Regions from separate parts of the Homo sapiens genome. Here region 2 is linked to region 1. Evidence: read pairs that join two places in POLR2A ChIA-PET (ENCODE). Cell type or tissue: Panc1. All regions are shown on one strand. Each heading gives the region's core, and the rest is flanking DNA. Links, peaks and the distances in the headings are about the cores only.

Evidence for each region. ChIA-PET counts read pairs that join two places held together with the same protein. Peaks named below come from ENCODE experiments on the same cell type or tissue, not always from the same donor. Only the 100,000 strongest peaks of a DNase experiment are listed, where the experiment ranks them.
Region 2: POLR2A ChIA-PET joins it to region 1 with 7 read pairs; 2 of 35 experiments call an interaction of 5 or more read pairs at or near these places.

Annotation. Positions count from the first base shown.
Region 1 is chr10:103,221,692-103,224,604 of GRCh38, reverse strand. No RefSeq gene overlaps it. Among named protein-coding and RNA genes, the nearest start is that of RPEL1, 23 kb to the left of the region's middle. In Panc1, for the core only: no CTCF peak of the experiment used is centred there; no DNase peak of the experiment used is centred there; H3K27ac peaks cover 433 bases.
Region 2 is chr10:103,003,424-103,006,336 of GRCh38, reverse strand. All of the region lies in intron 1 of CNNM2 (cyclin and CBS domain divalent metal cation transport mediator 2), which reads right to left. Among named protein-coding and RNA genes, the nearest start is that of CNNM2, 87 kb to the right of the region's middle. In Panc1, for the core only: no CTCF peak of the experiment used is centred there; no DNase peak of the experiment used is centred there.

The sequences.
Region 1 (2,913 bases), core at 219-2,718:
TGGTTAAATGGTTGTTACCAAAATGCTGATATTGAGCTGGACAATGAAGTCCAGGCTGAGGAGGTCTCAGATGGAAATGAGGAACTTATTGGAAACTGGAGCAAAGGTCACTTTTGTTATGTGTTAGCAAAGAGGTTGCAGGCATTGTGCCCCTGTCCTAGGGGTCTGTGGAACTTTGAACTTGAGAGTGATGATTTAGGGTATCTGGTGGGGAAATTTCTCAGCAGCAAAGCATTCAAGAAGTGACCTGGCTGCTTCTGACTACCTATGTTCATATGCATGAGCAAAGAAATGACATAAAACTGGAACTTGTATTTAAAAGGGAAGCAGAAGGTAAAAGTTTGGAAAATTTGCAGCCAGGCCCACATAGAAAGGAAAAACCATGCCTGTCGTCCAAGCTACTCAGGAGGCTGAAGTGGGAGGATCGCTTGAGCCCAGAAGGCAGAAGTTTCAGTGAGCCGAGATGGCGCCACTGCACTCCAACCTAGGCGACAGAGTGGGACTTTGTCTCAAAATTCAAGCTCACTACACAAATTTGCTTAAGTAAAGAGGAGCCAAATGCTGATAGCCAAGACAATGGGAAAAAGGCCTCAAAGGCATCTCAGAAACCTTTGCGGCAGCCCCTCTCATCACAGGCCTTGGGGCCTAGGAGGGAAGAATGGCTTTGTGGGCCAGGCCCAGGGCTTTGTCACCCTGTACAGCCTCAGGACACTGCTCCCTGCATCCTAGCCACTCCAGCTCCAGCTGTGGCTAAAAGTGGCTGTAGCTCCAGCCACTGCTCCAGAAGGTGCAAGCCATAAGCCTTGGCAGCTTCCATGTAATGCTAAGCCTACTGGTGCACAGAGTACAAGAGTTGAGGTTTGGGAGCCTCTGCCTAGATTTCAGAGGATTTGTGGAAAAGCCTTGATGTCCAAGCAGAAGCCTGCTGTAGAGGTGGAGCCTTATGGAGAACCTCTACTAGGGCAGTGGAGCCCCTACACAGAATCCCCATTGGGCACTGCTTAATGGAGCTGTGAGAAGAGGACCACCATCCTTCAGACCCCAGAATGGTAGATTCACTGGCAGCTTGCACCCTCCACCTAGAAGAGCTGTAGGCACTCAATTCCAGCCTATGAAAGCCACCATGGGGGCTGTACCCTGGAAAGCCTCAGGGGTGGAGTTGCCCAAGGCCTTGGGAGCCCACCCATAGCACCAGTGTGCACTAGATGTGAGACATGGAGTCAAAGGAAATTATTTTGGAGTTTTAAGATTCAGCTGGGCACAGTGGCTCATGCCTGTAATCCCAGCACTTTGGGAGGCCAAGGTGGGCGGATCATGAGGTCAGGAGTTCGAGACCAGCCTGGCCAATATGGTGAATACAAAAATATTCTACTAAAAATACAAAAATTAGCCAGGCACTTGCTAGTGGCGGCACTTGCCTGTAGTCCCAGCTACTTGGGAGGCTGAGACAGAAGAATTGCTTGAATCCAGGAGGCAGAGGTTGAAGTGAGATGAGATTGTGCCACTGCACTCCATGCACTCCAGCCTGGGTGACAGAGCAAGACTCCATCTCAAAAAAAAAAAAAAGATTTAATGACTGCCCTGCTGGGTTTCAAACTTGCATGGGGCCTGTAGCCTCTTTCTTTTGGCCAATTTTTCCCTTTTGGAATGGGAATATTTACCCAATGCCTGTACCCTCATTGTATCTTGGGAGTAACTAACCTGTTTTTTATTTTATAGGCTCACAGGCAGAAGGGACTTGCCTTGTCTCAGATGAGATTTGGGACTGTGGACTTTTGAGTTAATGCTGGAATGACTTAAGACTTTGGGGGCCATTGAGAATGCATGATTGTATTTTGAAATGTGAGGACACGAGATTTGGATAAGGCCAGGTGCAGAATGGTATGGTTTGGATCTGTCTCCCCACCCAAATCTCATGTCAAGTTATAATCTGCAGTGTTGGAGGTAGGGCTTGGTGGGAGGTGATTGGATTAGGGGAGTGGATTTTCCCCTTTGGTGCTGTTCTCATGAGACCTGGTTGTTTAACAGTGTGTAGCTGTATTAGTCCTCTCTCACATTGCTATAAAGAACTATCCGAGACTGGGTAATTTCTGAAGAAAAGAGGTTTAATTGACTCACAGTTCTGCAGGCTGTACAGGAAGCATGGCTGAGGAGGCCTTAGGAAACTTACAATCATGGCAGAAGGTGAAGGGGAAGCAGGCACATCTTCACATGGTAGAGCAGGAGAGAGAAAGTGAAGGGGAAAGTGCTACACACTTTTAAACAATCAGATCTCATGAGAACTATCATGAGGACAGCAAGGGGGATGTCTTCCCCCATGATCCAAGTAGCTAGGATTACAGGCATGCACCACCATGCCTGGTTAATTATTATTATTATTTTTTTGAGGTGGAGTTTCGTTCTTGTTGCCCAGCCTGGAGTGTGATGGCGCAGTCTCAGCTCACTGCAACCTCTGTCTTCTGGGTTCAAATGATTCTCCTGCCTCAGCCTCCCGAATAGCTGGGATTACAGGCACCCACCACCACATCTGGCTAATTTTTTTTTTGAGACAGAGTCTTGCCCTGTTGCCAGGCTGGAGTGCAGTGGCGTGATCTTGGCTCACTGTAACCTCCGCCTCCTGGGTTCAAGCGATTCTCCTGCTTCAGCCTCCCAAGTAGCTGGGATTACAAGTGCACACCACCATGCCCAGCTAATTTTTGTATTTTTAGTAGAAACTGGGTTTCACCATGTTGGCCAGGATGGTCTTGATCTCCTGACATCATGATCCATCCGCCTTGGCCTCCCAAAGTGCTGGGATTACAGGCGTGAGCCACCACGCCTGGCCTGTCTGGCTAATTTTTTGTATTTTCTGTAGTGATGGAGTTTCACCATATTGGCCAGGCTGGTCTTGAATTCCTGACCTCAGGTGATCCA
Region 2 (2,913 bases), core at 115-2,614, 220 kb after region 1:
TACTTGGGAGGCTGAAGCAGGAGAATTGCTTGAACCCCCAAGGCAGAGGTTGCAGTGAGCCAAGATCCAGACACTGTGCTCCAGCCTGGATGACAAAGCCAGACTCCATCTCAAAAAAAAAAAAGAAAAAAGAAAATAAATCTAAAGCAAACATCACAGTTAATGGTGAAATACTGAAAGCTTTCCCCCTGCAATGGGAAATAAGACAAGGATATCACTATCACTCCTATTCAACTGCAGGTCCCAAACAGTACATTCCAGAAAGAGAAAGAAATAACCTCGGAAAGGAAATATATTAAACTGTCATGATTTGCATATGACACGATTACATTCACAAAGAAAATCCAAGAGAATCTATATATAACCATGAGCTTGAGCCCAGGGGTTTGAGACCAGCCTGGGCAATATGGTAAAACCCTGTCTCTACAAAACATACAAAAATTAGCTGGGCATGGTGGTATGTGCCTGTGGTCCCAGCTACTTGGGAGGCTGAGGCAAGAGGACTGTTGGAGACTAGGAGATCAAGGCTGCAGTGAGCTATGATCATGCCACTGCACTCCAGCCTGGGTGAACAAATGAGACCCTGTCTCAAAAAAATAAAGTAATATATACAATGAAAAATGGTAAGTGAATTTACCAATATTGTTCCATTAAAGGTTAACATACAAAAATCAATTTTTTTTTTGAGAGACGGAGTTTCGCTCTTGTTGCCCAGGTTGGAGTGCAGTGGTGCGGTCTCAGCTCACTGCAATCTCTGCCTCCCAGGTTCAAGCAGTTCTCCTGCCTCAGCCTCCTATGTAGCTGTGATTACAGGTGTGCACCACCATGCTTGGCTAATTTTTGTATTTTTAGCAGAGACGGGGTTTCACCATGTTGGCCAGGCTGGTCTTGTACTCCTGACCTCAGGTGATCCACCCACCTTGGCCTCCCAAAGTGCTGGGATTACAGGTGTGAGACACCGCACCTGGCCAACTGTACTTCTATATACCAGCAGCCAACAATTATTAAATAGAAATTTTAGAATGAAATCATTGACAATAGTATCAACGAATCATATACTTAAGAATGAACTAGCAAATAAAATCTCTATACAGAAAACTAGAAATATTACTGAAAGAAATTAGGCCAGACACAGTGGCTCAGGTCTGTAATCCTATCACTTTGGGAGCCGAGGTGGGTGGATCACTTGAGGTCATGAGTTCGAGACCAGCCTGGCCAACAGGGAAAAACCCCGTCTCTACTAAAAATACAAAAAAATTAGCTGGGTGTGGTGGCGCATGCCCATAATCCCAGCTACTCGGGAGGCTGAGGAAGGAGAATCACTTTAACCTGGAGGGGGGAAAAAAAAAGAAATTAAAGACCATTCAATAATGGAGGGCTATAAGCCATGTTCAGGAATTTGGATGTTGAAACACTAGTTCTTTCTCAAGTTGATCTACAGATTCAATACAATCCAAATCAAAAATCCAGCAGGTTGTATGTGGAAACTGATACCAATTATAAAATTTATGTGAAAACACAAAAGGTCCAAGAAAAGCTGAGACGATCTAGAAGAAGATATGTAAAAGTTTGAGCGAAACAGACTCACACACACCTAAACAAAGGAATCTCATGCACTGCTGTTGGAGATGTAAACTGAGACAGTAACTTTGGAAAACCATTTGGCATTCTTTACTAAAACCAAACACAAGCATATCCTATGGCCTTGGTATACTCAAAGTGTGGTCCACAGCCAGTCCAACTGGCTCCTGACAAATGCAGACTCTCAGGCTCTACCCTTGAACTACTGAAGCAGAATCTACCTTTTAACAAGATTCCCAGGAAACTGATGTGCACAATACAGTTTGAGAAGCACTGCCTTATGATCCAGCAATTCCACTTCCTGGCACACACTTATCAGAAATGCACACAGATGTCCACCAAAAGACATGTTCGAGAATATTCATAGCAACACTATTCATAATAGCTAAAAACAAGAAAACTACCTAAATGTTCAAAAATAGAAAGAATAAAGTGTGGTATAATCACGCAATGAGGCTGAGCATGGTGGCTCACGCCTGTAATCCAGCACTTAGGGAGGCTGAGGCGGGCAGATCACCTGAGGTCGGGAGTTCGAGACCAACCTGGCCAACATGGTGAAACCCCATTGCTACTAAATACAAAAAAATTAGCCAGGCTTGGTGGCAGGTGCCTGTAATTCCAGCTACTTGGGAGGCTGAGGTAGGAGAATCGCTTGAACCCGGGGCGGGGGTGGGGGCAGAGGTTGCAGTGAGCCGAGATTGCGCCACTGCACTCCAGCCTGGAGACAGAGCAAGACTCCATCTCAAAAAAAAAAAAAAAAAAAAAAAAAATTCATGCAATGGAGTACTACTCAGCAATGAGAATGCACAGTCTACAATACAACTCACAAATATAATGCTGTGTAAAAGAAATCATATCAGAAGAATACACCTTGTATGTTTTCATTTATATAAAGTATAAAAACAGGAAAAATTGATGTTAATGTCAGGACAGTGGTTACCCGGGGGGATACAGTAACTAGGAGAGAATAGTGTTTTAAAAAAAAGATAGAGTCTCGCTCTGGTGCCCAGGCTGGAGTGCAGTGGCGCGATCTTGGCTCAATGCAACCACAGCATCCTGGGTTTAAGTGATTTCCGGCTAATTTTTGTATTTTTAGTAGAGACAGGGTTTCACCATGTTAGCCAGGCTGGTCTCAAACTTCTGACCTCAAGTGATCTGCTTGGCTCAGCCTCCCAAAGTGCTAGGATTACAGGCATGAGCCAACGCACCCAGTTTATTTCATGACATGCATAATTCTACATGGATGGGAAAACCCATCAAGCTATATACTAGTAACTTTTTGCATACTTTTCTGTATACACGTTATAATTTAAAAGTTCACTTAAAAAAGTA